Linked DNA regions of Mus musculus: region 2 is linked to region 1. Evidence: chromatin loops called from intact Hi-C (ENCODE). Cell type or tissue: heart. All regions are shown on one strand. Links, peaks and the distances in the headings refer to the core of each region. The heading gives the core; the rest is flanking DNA. Region 1 holds the start of Rbm7 (RNA binding motif protein 7). Region 2 holds the start of Cldn25-ps (claudin 25, pseudogene).

What was found. Hi-C counts contacts between places; a loop is a spot of excess contacts. Peaks named below come from ENCODE experiments on the same cell type or tissue, not always from the same donor. Only the 100,000 strongest peaks of a DNase experiment are listed, where the experiment ranks them.
Region 2: it touches region 1 in a loop (3-fold over the local background); 4 of 42 quality-filtered maps call a loop at or near these places.

The regions. Positions count from the first base shown.
Region 1 is chr9:48,494,698-48,501,752 of GRCm38, reverse strand. Rbm7 (RNA binding motif protein 7) reads left to right here and starts at 6,423. Exons shown (of 5, transcript NM_144948.5): 1 at 6,423-6,598. The coding sequence starts at 6,503. It overlaps Gm5617 (predicted gene 5617), which reads right to left and starts at 6,410. Exons shown (of 1, transcript NM_001004191.3): 1 at 5,778-6,410. The coding sequence starts at 6,185. The coding sequence ends at 5,832. In heart, for the core only: a CTCF peak has its summit at 4,988 (motif pointing left); a DNase peak (open chromatin) is centred at 6,392; H3K4me3 peaks cover 1,749 bases; H3K27ac peaks cover 1,392 bases; H3K27me3 peaks cover 150 bases.
Region 2 is chr9:49,047,418-49,054,472 of GRCm38, reverse strand. Cldn25-ps (claudin 25, pseudogene) reads left to right here and starts at 6,131. Exons shown (of 1, transcript NM_001384265.1): 1 at 6,131-6,916. The coding sequence starts at 6,179. The coding sequence ends at 6,871. In heart, for the core only: a CTCF peak has its summit at 2,950 (motif pointing right); a DNase peak (open chromatin) is centred at 2,932.

The sequences.
Region 1 (7,055 bases), core at 3,056-7,055:
CTTAAGTTGTGGGGTCTGACAACTCATCAGATCAGAAATGATAGGAAAGGATAGTAGAAAACATACTGTGGGAGAGACAGAAACAATAAGCCAAGTCTAAGTGAGAGAGAGGACGGGGAGCACTGTGAACGACACCCGGAGCACTGTGAACGACACCGGGAGCATTGTGAACGACACCGGGAGCACTGTGAACAACACCGGGAGCACTGTGAACAACACCGGGAGCACTGTGAACAACACCGGGAGCCCTTTTCTAACAGTTGCTTGGCCTAGTCTTGTGGACCCTATCTAGACAAGAAAGAGGTGGGCACCTCGTTATCTTGTTAAGTAGAAAAACTGACAGCACCATTTGTCCTTCCTGCATTCGACCACAGGGAGTCAGGCTCTGGATATGTGTATAAAGGAGTGCAAGTCACTGGGGTTGGCTCTAAGCATCAGAGTCTAATTGGTAAAGACTGGGGAGATTTGCTATATGTTTAGTCTTTTTGTTTCTACACCTACCCAGGCCTTAACTCTGCTTCTTGGCTCATAATATCTGGCATGTAACTGGATCTTTACAAAAGAAAATTTGCCAACTTATCACAGGGCGATTGTGCTGACTGAATACAGCAACCCCTGTGAAGTGGCTAGCAACAACACAGCCTGTAACCAATCATCTAATCTGGGTATGTTCTACATGACTCCATAGTCTTTCTTAATTATTAAATAGGGAAAACATTAAGTGTATCAAATATTCACACGTATAATTGTTGAAATCTGGGATTCGGATCTAACTTTCTCTTACAGTTCCAGAGGCAGAGTGACTGAAAATGGAAGCAAACTTTAGAGCACAATCTGCCTTACTGTTATACACATCTACTCCAGTAAGATCATCGTAGAACAAAGTGCTAACAAGTCCTATCCGAATGCCTCAAAGGATGGCTTGGTAGGTAAGGGGTGCTTGCCACCAGGCCCAGTGACCTGAATTCCATCTCTAGAACCCATTTGGATGACAGAATTGACTTGGATAGTTGTCCTCTGATTTCCACACAGTTGCCATGGTACTCAAGTGTTACTCGAATACACAGCTAAATTAAAAGAAAAAAAAAATACTGCCCTTGCCTTCTTGGAATGTTCCTTCAATTTTGATTCCAAGAGGAAATAGCCTATTAAAATCATTCATTTATTAAGCAAGCACTATCTTTTCTTGATTGTGTATATATATATATATATATATACATATATATATATATATATATGTACATACATATGGCATGTTGAATATCCCCAGAAAATGAAATAGAACAGGTTATATTTATCCCTGGTTGGGTGTGAAGGATTATTGCAAATAACTAAACAAAGGGTGGGCTCCAAGACAAAGAAAAAACAAAGACGAAGGGTAAATAGGTGCTAGGTAGGCACAGTATTAAATGCTTATCACATGTTTCCAGGCCTGAAAATCCATATACTTCATTTTCCTGTTTAACCTGCTTAAAATTGGTTTTAACAATGTAAAGAATCTTGACTAAGTTTAGTTGAGAGGAAAAGGGTGACCTAGTTAAGGGGACAAGGGAGTTGGGTATAAGGCAGACGTGAACAACCACCCATGGGAACTATAAGGCCTGACAATGCAGATTTGTGAGATCATAGAAAGCCTCTATGTATGTATCTTGGACTGTGAAAGTTCTTAGTCACCATGTTTCAAGAACTCTCAGGTCTTTGGGGACCCAAAGGCAAATGCTTTTTTCCCTATTAAAGGAGTGCTGACCACAGATATTCCAGGGAAGGAATCCAACTAAAGCATTATTCAATAAAAATTACAGCATCCTCAAGAAACCACTGTACTTCCCTTTCTGATGAAGTGGCATCATCATTAGTAACACCAGTCCTGATGCTGTGTTAGGGATCTGCAGCTACCTGCTTGATGTCCACTCCCTGCCACCCAACAGGCATTGAGAGGGACAGGTCAGTCCTCTACAGGACAGCTTAGGTTTCTCTACCTTGTTGACCAAACTATTTACTCAAGAACACTCTGGAAACTTATTAAAACCTGCCCCACTGGATATATTGATTGTTAATATATGAAAGTGGGGTTCACTAAATCTTTAGCAGTGTCTTAAAGTTGTTCTTGCAGAAGAGTCTATCTCTCTGGGAAGGAAGTATGCAAAAATTAAGTGTATGGATAAGCTGTCAAACACTGCTTCACATGAAGATAAGTGATGCTTCCTCTACAAAGTTTTCTGAACTTTTAATGTGCCATAGCACACCTGAGCTTCCTAAGGTCATAAAGCGCTCATCACTTGACAAATTCATTGTCCTTGTATCATTTCCATGGTAGTAGCATTTCTAGTGATGGACTTGAAAACAGACTTTGAGAAACACTAAGTGGCTGTGAAGAGACAAGGAAGAAGAGAAAGGAGTGTGAGGGGAAGAGAGACACCGTGAGTCCATGTCAGGTGATGGAAGCCATCCGAGGAATACAACAAATATGCATAATGTAGATCAGCTGAGGAAGACTGTGCAGGTCAAAGTGGGCGGGCAATGAGGGCATTGCTGGAGCGGCCAGATTCAAAATTATGCATTTGGTTGGCTAAGAAAACAGGCATAGTTTTTACAGAAATTGAGAAGACCAACGATGTAGCTTAACGGGCTGTGAATAAATGAACTGAATATTTGAGACATGGCTGGAAAGACCATCTTTGGATGACCACTCTTCTTGGACTTCTCTCCCTTCTTCTTTCCTTCCTGTTTCTTCTTCAGTTGCTCTTGTAAACACCATCTGGTACTAAGGACAGTCAATCAGTCTCTTTGTTACTATGTGTGTGCGTGCTTGCACATGCTGTTAAGTAGAGACCAGAGGTCAACCTCTGGGAGCAGGCTCTCCTTCCATTGTGGCAGGGATGGCACTAAGGTAGGTAATCTGGGATTTCTGCAAACTCTCTCTCTCAATGGTTCCACTGGTTTCCTTTTAATACCCTAAATGTTTTCTTAGACTTTTAATTCTTTGCTGCAATCATGCTAATAGGAACCCACTTCAACATAGGCTATCCAGCTGCTTAACCCCAATCGCTAACTTTCCAGACTACTCTTCAAACCCATTTTAGGATCAGCATTACCAACACTGCAAGGACACTCACTTTGTGCCCCCACCCAAAAGTCTGTTCTTGGGAACATTTAATTGTCCATTTGGGGTAACTTCAAAGGTGTTGCTAGTTGTTCTTCCATACTACAGTCTTTGTGGCACACTATAACTCTGACACTCTGCACTTGACTCTCACTTAAAATAATGGAGAGTTTATGTGAAGGCTTTCTTCTTTCCAAAGGAAACACAATAAACCCTGTTACATTATCTCTCAACCAAAGCCTGAATCCTGATGACCATGTATACACCAGAACAGAAATGGAGTCTACTCCCTCTGGGTCCTCCCTAGCACAGATGTACTTTTAGATTTTGGGGTGCTGAGTACTTGAGCCTGGTGTTGTAATTAGCGCCTTCTTTCAAGCCAGTGTCCTCATTTCCTGTGGTTCTAGCCTTTTTTATCTAAGACTTTTTAATCCTTACTTTCCAATGTCCACCAACTTGAAGGAAAAACGACTTTTTAGTACAGAATTGGACATCAAATGGCAAGACAAGAAGCCCTTGAGCCCTATTTAACACTTTTAGCATTTGATAACGTCAAAAGGACTCAGCCTCTCCTCAGTTCCCTGGCAGCTTAGTGCCTTGAGGTGGCCTTTCCTGACAGGACTGCACTCTTCCTCCAGCTTCACCTCACTATCCCTACCCATAGTGTACATGTGGACTTCTTTCCTCAATCATTTGTTTTGATTAAAGCTCTGCTAACTTCCTTTTAGTTATCTGGGGTAGTAGCTACTGTAAGTGGGTGTCTGTGTTGCAAGTTTCAAAGAGCCTCAGCTAAAAGACCTTGGAGAATCCCCCTCACTTTCAGACTACCCAGCAAAGAAATTAAAGTACAGTATCCTTCTTACAGGCTGGTGTGGTAATCAAGTAACACAGTGTAAAGCGCCATGTGAGCAAAGCCACCTATCTACCTTGTACACTACTTAATTCTAAGTGCCTGATCCAGGCAACAGCAAGCACAGAATTCAATCAGCTCACCCTACTGAGCAACACCCTCTAGCACAATGCCACACTCAATTAAAAGTAGCTAATATTGCCAGTATCTTCCCTTTGTCACAATTTCCAGTCTTCTATATGTCCACTACATTTTCCTCTGCAGATGTGGTTCTAAAAATCCCAGTGCAGCATGTGGCAGTCTGCTTTATCTCATTTTAAGTAAGTCCAAGGAGACAAGGGTCTGAAAACAAAACAAAAATCCACAAACTTCCTCCCAATACCACTTAGGGGAATACATGGTTAAGGGAAAATAGCATAGGAATGATCAGCCACTTAAGAGAACCAGAACACAGTTAACATGGGAAGCCATCTTTACCGCTTAATAAAGAGTGGCATTACTCTCCCTAATAAGGTCTAGTGTGGCTGTTACCTATTAGCTTCTCCATCCAGAATGCACTTCTGGCTCTTGATGTATGAAGTTCACCTGCTGTTGGGTACACACCTATCACTGGGGACCCTTACGCAGGATTTCCAGTTCTAGAGCAACCTGGGCAACACAGCAAGGGCATTTCAGTATAAAATCATTCTAAGATTGATAAAAACAAAAGATACCAAGTGATCACAGTGAGCAGAAAACAAATGTCAAGTGACAGTGATTGACTTAGGTCCCACCAGCATATTTTGTGACAGTAGATTCACACTAATAAAGTTGGGAGTTGATTAAATAATATGGCCCATGCAAATGTTCATTTGAAGTCTTTGGAAAAGTATGCTGTACATTTGGCTTAACTTGGAAAAGTACTTGTTTTTAGTATGTTTAAGATTGGAGTCTGGGGGCTGGTGAGATGGCTCAGTGAGTAAGAGCACTGACTGCTCTTCTGAAGGTCCTAAGTTCAATTCCCAGCAACCACATGGTGGCTCACAACCATCTGTAATAGGATCTGGTGCCCTCTTCTGGTGTGTCTGAAGTCAGCTACTGTGTACTCACATATAATAAATAAATCTTTAAAAAAAAAAAAAAATTGGAGTCTGACCAGACCTGGTGGAGCATGCCTTTAATCCCAGCACTTGGGAGGCAGAGGCAGTCATGTCTGTCAACTTCAAGATAGTCAGAGGTACAAAATGAGACACTCCACCCCCAAAGATTGGGAGTCTATAGATATTTCTAAAACAAAACAAAACAAAACAGAAGGGGGGTGTAGTTAGGTGGTGGGGAATGGCAATGTGATAAAGGACATTTTTCCTCAACATGAATTCAAGGGTAGTCACGGGTAGAGAGGCTTAAATTAGAAGCCCCAGAGAATCAGGGAGGATTGTAGAACTCAGACACAGCTGGATTCCATACTGAGCAGCTTACTCAAGCCTGGTGTATGGCTCGCGCCTGTAAACACCAGCACCTGGGAGGCCCAGGCAAGGGGGAGTTCAAGACCATCCTTAATACACGGCAAGTCTGCACTATAAGACTCTACATCATTCACAACTAGTCACCTAGCTTTGTGACTACTTAAGAAAAGCCCTCCTGGCCTCTTCTTGGCCCCACATGGATGGATATTAAGCCCCTCGACTATGTAACAAACGGCTAGCCTGTAACTCAGAGCCTGCTTTCCGAGTCTTGAGATTAAAAATGTGTGTCACTATGCCCGGCTAAACTTTTCTTTGGTAGCCTATATTAACCGCCCACATCGGTGAAAATGCGTAAGAATAAAACTGCCGTCACACCAAGACATGATTTTTGGAGAGGCCTTGTTTGTAAGCTAAGTGAGGGGAGGCATTCGTTCTACGCTGAGATTCGGGTTGCGAGAGCAGTTCCCAGTGCAACCAGACGCTGCTGCAGCACACTTCTTAAGAGGTCGAGCTTGACGCCTGGGATCGGGTAAGGCGAGAATCTGCCTTGGCGGCTTCGGCTCCGGCTGCGGCCACCGACAGGGACTCGACGTCTGTCGGCCCGAACGCTGGGTCGCGCTGGTGGCCGAGGTCCCGGCTGATTCGGATCCAGCCTAGTAACCAGGAAGCTATCTCCGGAGACCATTGCCCAAGCCATGGCCGACGGGTTGAGATCTCCTTGGGAGGATCGGTGGGCCATCCTGTTGGCTTGATCGCCGGCGGACAGCGACACCGAGTTCTGGGCCATCTTCAAACACCGCCTGCAGTGTTTGCTAGACGTATGTCGATCAAACTGGGCCCTCGGCGGCGCCGCAGGTCACTCCAGCCCGCGTCAGACGCAACCGTTACCAACCCCAGTAGCCATTTTTCACGCAACGGCGGAAGGAGCAGCCGCCGGAAACGGGCGCTTGTCCCGCGCGCGTGCGTAGCTCGTCTGCGCTCGCGCACGGCGGGCCTTTACGTCGTGACGTCTGAACGGGAGGACGTGAGTGTTTCTGAGGGTGCGCAGTAGGGTCGGTCGGCCCTGAGCAGGCAGCCTAGGCCTGGGACTGGAACAGCGCGGAGATGGGGGCGGCGGCCGCAGAGGCCGACCGCACTCTGTTCGTGGGTAACCTGGAGACGAAGGTGACAGAGGAGCTCCTCTTCGAGCTGTTCCACCAGGTAAGGGGCGGGCACGGTCCTAGGGCGGCTGTGGCATTCACAGGCCGGGCCAAGGAGCGGAGCGCGCCGAGCCGGAATTCCGCGGCGTTCGGGCCGAAAGTGACGTCGGATGATGGGGACATCTGCGTCTCCACCTTGGAAAAGTCCAGGGATCCGAGGTGGAACCTCAGTACTTGCTTTCCTCTTTCCTGTGTACCGTGCCTTCCCATTTGAGTTCATTGGCCTTTGCCGCATCGTGCAGGATGTGTTTCCGAGTCTATCCGCTTAACTTCCGTGTGAAATTGCAGACGTTAAAGTGTTTTAAAAACTCCATAAACATAACGCAGGAAAGCAGGACTGGCATGCTTAAATCTACCAGTCCTGTACCTTCTTGCTTTAAGACTCAATAGTTGGTTATATTTGAGTAATAGGTGCGGAAGGTTTTTTTTTTTTGTTTGTTTGTTTTGTTTTTGGTTTT
Region 2 (7,055 bases), core at 1,339-5,338, 550 kb before region 1:
CTTGTCCCCTTTATACACTTTTTGTTACTTGACCAGCAGAGCAAGCAAGTGTTTTACATAGCCAAATGGAATGCCATTAGTGCAGCAATACCATAAAGTATAAAATTAACAGAGACAAGGGTGCAGATACAGGTAATTCAATCAGTAGGGATTTAGAACAGATGTTATCTGTCTCCAGCATCCTTCCTGGAGCAGGCAATAAAACCAATAAACAAGATGTTTATTATACAAATGTCATCTTTTCTCTTGCTAATTTACCCTTTGTCCTTTTTTATCGTTGATGGCAGGGAAAATTCTTGCACTGAGAGCTTGACCTTTAACATTCTTCAACTGAGAGATCACTTAGTAGTTAAGAGAACTAGCCTTGTGGAGGACCCGGGTTCCAGTCCTATGTGAGGCAGCTCAAAAACACCTGTAATTTCAATTCGAGGGAATCCAATGTCTTCATTCGACCTCTGAGGGTTCCTGTACATATATGATGCACATATATACACTGAGACACATACATATAAAAGAATTACTAAAAATAATAAAATCGTCTCATTATTGGTATGTATTGCATACTTGGAGATATTCACACAGTATAGTATGATCCTTTTTTTCTAAGAAAATAAAATAGAGGTGCAGGCCATACATGGTCACACACAACTTTGGATTCAAGCTTTCAGCACTGAGGAGGCAAAGACAGGCGAATATCTGAGTTTGAGGTGAACCTGGTCTACTAGTGAGTGCCAAGCCTGCAGGGCTACAAAGACCTTGTCTCAAAAACTAAAGTGTGTGTTTAGGGTATGTGTGGTGTGTGATGTGTGTGTGTGTGTGTGTGTGTGTGTGTGTGTGTGTGTGTGTGTGGTGTCCTCTGGGTGGACTTTAATGGCTTATGCTGTTTCTTCGCATCCTTTTCTCTGCTTTCTGTTGTTCTGCAATAAACATGTACTGCTTTGATGAAAGCATCTTTCATTCTTTAAAAGGAGTCTTATGAGAGAGGACCTTAGGTAGATCCCGACTCCCAAGGTCCATTGCAACATTGGGTCCCTAAACCAATCAAGCTCATCCTAATAGAGCATAGGACAGGTAGTTCCTGTTCCATGGGGGAAGAGAAAGAATCTTGGGTTGAGAAAGCTTGTGCTCTAAGGTGGCCAGGCTGTCCTTGGAAAGCAGTTTTGCGTGGAGTCCTCTCAGCCTTACTTTAAATACTTGAAATGTTGCAAACAATAAATGCCCAATGACAAAAAAAAAATAATAATCCACAGATGACATTTCTGAAAACCTGCACTGTGCCTTCACTGAGGAATACTATGTGGCGAGTTCTGTACTAGGTCTGGAGCCCCGGTCACGTGACTTAATGATCACAAAAAACAACACAGTAGCTATTTTCAAAATAAGCAAGGGAGGGAAAAGACAGAGTGGGGAAGATTCATTAGGGGAAATTACAAAATTACAAATAATTTTGTGATTTTGCTTTTGGAGGGAGCTCATACAAATAACAAGCCCCAATGCTTAATTATTTCTTAGGAAAATGCAAAGACCCGGGAAATCCTGGGCGGGAGAGATGACTCCGCAGTTAAGGCACTGACTGCTCTTCCAGAGAACCTACATTCAATTCCCAGCACTCACATTGCAGCTTACAACTGTGTGCAACTCCAGCCCCAGGGGATCGGATATTCCCTTCTTGTTCTGTGGACACTCTACTCATACACATAAATAAATAGGCAGGCTTGGTGGCAGGCAGAGGCCTGATCTCTATGGTTTGTGGCCAGCCTGGATTATATGAAGAGTTCCAAGCCAGCCAAGGACTATATAATGAGATTATGCTAACCTCCAGCCAAAAAAAAAAAAAAAAAGAATAGTTTTGATTTGCATTTCCCTGATAACTAAGAACATTAAATTTTTATTTTTATCTTTTTATTTGTTTGTTTTGTTTTTCAAGACAGTTCCTCTTTGTAAGTCTGGCTGTTTTGGAACTCACTCTGTAGACTAGGATAGCCATGAACTCAGAGAAATCCACCTGGCTCTGCCTCCCGACTACTGGGATTAAAGGTGTGCGCCACCACCAAGATAAACATTTCTGTAAGTGTTTCTCGGCCATTTCTGTTTCACCTTTTGAGAACTCTCTGCTTAGTTCTGATTCCCATTTTTAACTTTACTTTCTTTTTTTTTTTAAAAAGATTTATTTATTATTATATGTAAGTACACTGTCACTATCTCCAGACACACCAGAAGAGGGCGTCAGGTCTCATTACAGATGGTTGTAAGCCACCATGTGGTTGCTGGGATTTGAACTCAGGACCTTCAGAAGAGCTCTTAACTGCTGAGCCATCTCTCCAGCCCTAACTTTGCTTTCTTGATGCCAAGTTTTTCTGGTTCTTTATATATTTTATACACCTAACCCTCTATCAGATGTACCTGATATAATGGTGTCCTTTATAAATAAGTAAATTAATTAAATAAGTAAGATGATGAATAATATAAGACAACACGGGACATCGACTTCTGGCCTCTACACACATACGCATGCACATGTATGCACATGCTACGCACACATACCCAAAAGCATGAAAAGAGAACACACTGGCCAGACCTTTATGACTTTGGTGCAATAAATCCCAGGTTTCTTGTGTTCTGCCATAGAGACAAGCTCTTAGCCAACATGCTGGGTCAATGCTGTGGCTGGGGACAAGAACCTGAAGTGGTCAAGTCCAAGTCACTTAACTTGAGGTTACTTCTGTCCCCTACCAGCCAGGACACCTTGCTAATTTCCCTAAAGTGTTTCACACAGTGTCAGAATAAAAATTCAGTGCCAAGCACCGAACTCAAAGCCTGGCATTTAGCCATGATCAGAAAGTGCAAATCACTTCCTCTCCCATCAGATCCTGTGGCTTAGAAGCAGCAACAGACAGAATGGAAGCTGGTATGATTGACAGCTACTTGCAGCTGACTTTGGATCAGCAGAGGACCAGCAGAGGGAGCACTTCTCTCCAGCGATGTTCTGAGTCTACCAGGCGGTAGGAAAATTCGCTTGGACTGAGGAATAGTAGTCTTCAAATGAATGGGCTTTCTGATCACAAAATATCAAACGACAAACTTATCTAATGTGTAAAGAAATGAGTAAGAAAATTAAAACACCAACACAAACCTAACATTAAGATAACAACAAATTAACATTTTGTTTAAAACAAAACTCGGACATGGAAGGGGTTAAAAATTATTTTACAATGTGTTGTTGGGAACGAGCAAAAGAAACTTAATCTAAGTACTACCATTTTGTTTTCAGAAAATAAATTCAAGATCCCAGGCCTTGGGGAGGCTGGGGACTTCCCTATAGCTGAACAGCTTCTGTGGTAAACAATCCCCTGGGTTCAGACATCTCAGGGACAGCTTGTAAGGAGACAGTTGTCGGAGTCCCGCCCTCTCAAGGACATCTTGCTGGCAGGGTCACACAAGTTCCTGTTCCTAATCTAGGAACAAACTCCTATCCCACGTCTCCAAACATTTTCTAAATTGTCTGTTAATTGGTAAAGAACATAGAAACTGCTGTCATCTAAACCAAGGTGCATAAGTTGTAAATATATAACCAATTCCCTGCTATGCCCTAATAACTCCATGCAGCTGATCCACTCCTTTGTCCCCATATCACTCTCAGTTCTGAACCTAATGTCTAGGAGAATGAATTAGGGACCTTGAAGCCAAGGTATTGTAACTTTAATTTTTTTCAAAGCCTACTTCTAATGATGGTTCTTAAAACACTTAACCTCCCTTCTAGCCCACCACCCACCAGAGGTAGTAGAAAAGAAAGGATATGGGGGAAGTAGACCTGTTGAGAAAGGTTCTTTGGTGCAAATCCCACCTGCATTGTCAGGAAATCAGCAGTTCAGTTCACGGGTAAGCAGTGGCAGCTCAGTCCACTCGCAAACACTTGAAGGATATACCAGTTGAAGGATATACCAGTTGAAGGATATACCAGTTGAAGGATATACCAGTTGAAGGATATACCAGTTGAAGGATATACCAGTTGAAGGATATACCAGTTGAAGGATATACCAGTTGAAGGATATACCAGTTGAAGGATATACCAGTTGAAGGATTTACCAGTTGAAGGATATACCAGTTGAAGGATATACCAGTTGAAGGATATACCAGCAGTGCAGCTCAGTAGTGTCTGGACAGCAGCAGCAGTGGCACGACCTAGCAGGAACTAGCCAGGCCTCAGTTGAGTTGAATCAGCACAAATCATGGGAAGAGACCAGGGCCAACAGGAACACCAGGAAAAGTTCTCTGCTGTGCCTCTCTCAATGAAGCAAAGATCAGCTAAGATGCAAAACTAAGAAGGTTTACAAAGCTAGCTCTATAAGCAAGCCTCAAGCCTCCGTTGCTGTCCATTGAATCCTATTTATACTCCCGACAAACATCACAAGTCTTTCTCGGGTCTTGCCTCACCACGTGTCTTGTCTCAGCACGTGAGGCTCTCATCTTTTAAGCTTTCATATCTGAAGTGAGTTTTCTTGGCCTCCACCCTGAAGCCAACAGCCCGGGTACTTTCCTTGAGTATATGCCTGTATACCACTTGCATGCCTGGTGCTCAAGGAGACCAAAAGAAGGTGTCCGATCCCCTGGAACTGGAGTTATAAACAGTTGTGAACTGCCATGTCGGTGAGACTCAAATCCTGGTTCTCCAAAAGAGCAGCCAGTCGGTCACCTAACCTCTGAGCCATCCCTCCAGCCCTAAGAGAGAGCTTTCAAAGAGAATGAAACGGCATTCGCAATGCTCTGCATCACGTGATCTCCTGCTTTCTCAGTGAAGGACTTCAGGTTCCACTCTGCTTCCTGTCTGCTATGTGACAGAGCAGCTCCTTCCCCACCACCACCACCCACCCCACCCCCACTTTATGAAAATATCTTCTGCAGGCTAAAGAGCTGGCTCAGCATCGAGGAACACTTGTTCCTGCACAGGACCCAGGTTTGATTTACAGCACCCACATGGCAACTCCAACCACCCATAAATTAAGTTCCAGGGGACTCAATGACCTACTGCCTACTTGGGTGTATACATGCATTAGGCAAAACACACACATAAGTCTTTCAGAAGTTTTTTCCTTCTACAAAAGTCACCTCTTTTTTAAAAAAAAGTGAGGGTTTAATGTAGTGAACTTGCACTATGTAGCTGAGAATGACCTTGACCTTCTAAACCTCAGGTCTCTGCCTCCTGAGTGCTAAGATTAGAGGTGATGCAACCACACCCTTTTATGTGGTCCTAGGGATGCAGCCAAAGGCCTGTACTCCAAAGCCTTCTACCTAGCTAAGTTCCCAAGCCCCTACATCACTTAAAGTTCTTCTGCGTATGTGTGTGTCTGTGCACCATGTGTATGCCTGGTGCCTACAGAGGCCAGAGGAATGAATGTTGGGGTCCCCTGGAACTTTGAGCTGGAGATGGTTGGTTGCCCCTATGCAGGTGCTGGAAATTGAATCCAGGCCCTCTGGGAGAGGAGCCGGTGCTCTTAATTGCTGAGTCGTCTCTCTGGTCTTAACATCACTTCTACTAACCAAGATGTATAATTATTAACAAGCTTCAATGGATGTTTAAAATAAATCTTTCGATATAGTTACCTAGAACATAGATAAAATCCCTATAGATACGTTCTGTGTCAAAGTCTATACATATTTTAAATATTTAGTCGCATTTATTCAGATGCATGAGCACATGTATACAAGTCAGTTCTCTCCTTCTACAACGTGAGACCTTGGTCTTGAACTCAGGTTGTCTCACTTGGCTGCAAGCACCTTTATCCACCGAGCGTTTTCACTTGCCCCATATATTTAAAAGTATGAAAGTGTCCTTGGGAAAGATCGTGCCAAGGTGTATTTCCAGAATACCAATTTTGTAACCCCAGAGTCAAGGAGTGATTTTTTTGACTTTATGAAAGTATTTATCAAGCACAGTGACAGCTTAATCTCTAGCTATCGGACTGGCTCATGGGACCCTCCTTCAGAATCCATCCTCACATCTGATCTTGGCCACACCCCTAGGCCCAAACACTGCCAAATTCCTAACACCTGTCTCAGCTGTTGCATTGAAAATTAACACCACCGTTTTCTGCAACTTCCATCCACTCTAACTTCCCAGAAAGTCACCCCAGCTGACCAGTCCCTGAGCTCATTATCCCCTCCTCCAGAGGGCACAACCATGGCCTGTAGCTTCCGTGGGAGAGTCCAGCTTGGAGGTCTGCTCCTCTCTGTCCTTGGCTGGGTGTGCTCCTGTGTCACCACCGTTCTTCCCCAGTGGAAGACTCTCACTCTGGATCTGAATGAAATGGAAACCTGGGTCTCGGGACTCTGGGAGGCATGCGTGAATCAGGAGGAAGCTGGCACTGTATGCAAAGCCTTCGAGTCGTTTTTGTCTCTGCCCCAAGAGCTACAGGTAGCCCGAATTCTCATGGTGGCTTCCCATGGGCTGGGACTATTGGGACTTCTGCTGTCTAGCTGCGGGTTGGAATGCTTCCGGTTTCACAGGCCTGGAGGAGTTTTCAAGACTCGGCTGTGCCTCCTGGGAGGGACTCTGGAAGCATCAGCTTCAGCTACTACCCTCTTTCCAGTCTCCTGGGTGGCCTATGCCACATTTCAAGACTTCTGGGATGACAGCATCCCTGAGATTGTGCCCCGGTGGGAGTTTGGAGACGCCTTGTTCCTGGGCTGGGCTGCTGGGCTTTTCCTAGCTGTGGGTGGACTCCTCCTCATCTTTTCAGCTTGCCTGGAAAATGAAGATGGATCTTCTTCCTGGATGGCTGATGCCACGGCCCCACAAGCCTGTGCTCCAGTAGAGGAAGAATTTGATGGTTCCTTCCATCTCACACCAAGACCGGTGAACCAGGTCATCTAGAGCTACAGTCTGCCTAGGACTCTCTATAATAAAGGAATGCCAGTAGTCTCCTTTCTCTTCCTTGCCCTTCCTAGTTCTGTTGGAAAGGAGTGGCCACTATCATATTTGGCAAAGGTTTGATTATCTTGGTGATCTGCGAACTTCAGTTGAGAATTAAAAGTCAGGACAGTGTCTTACAAACATG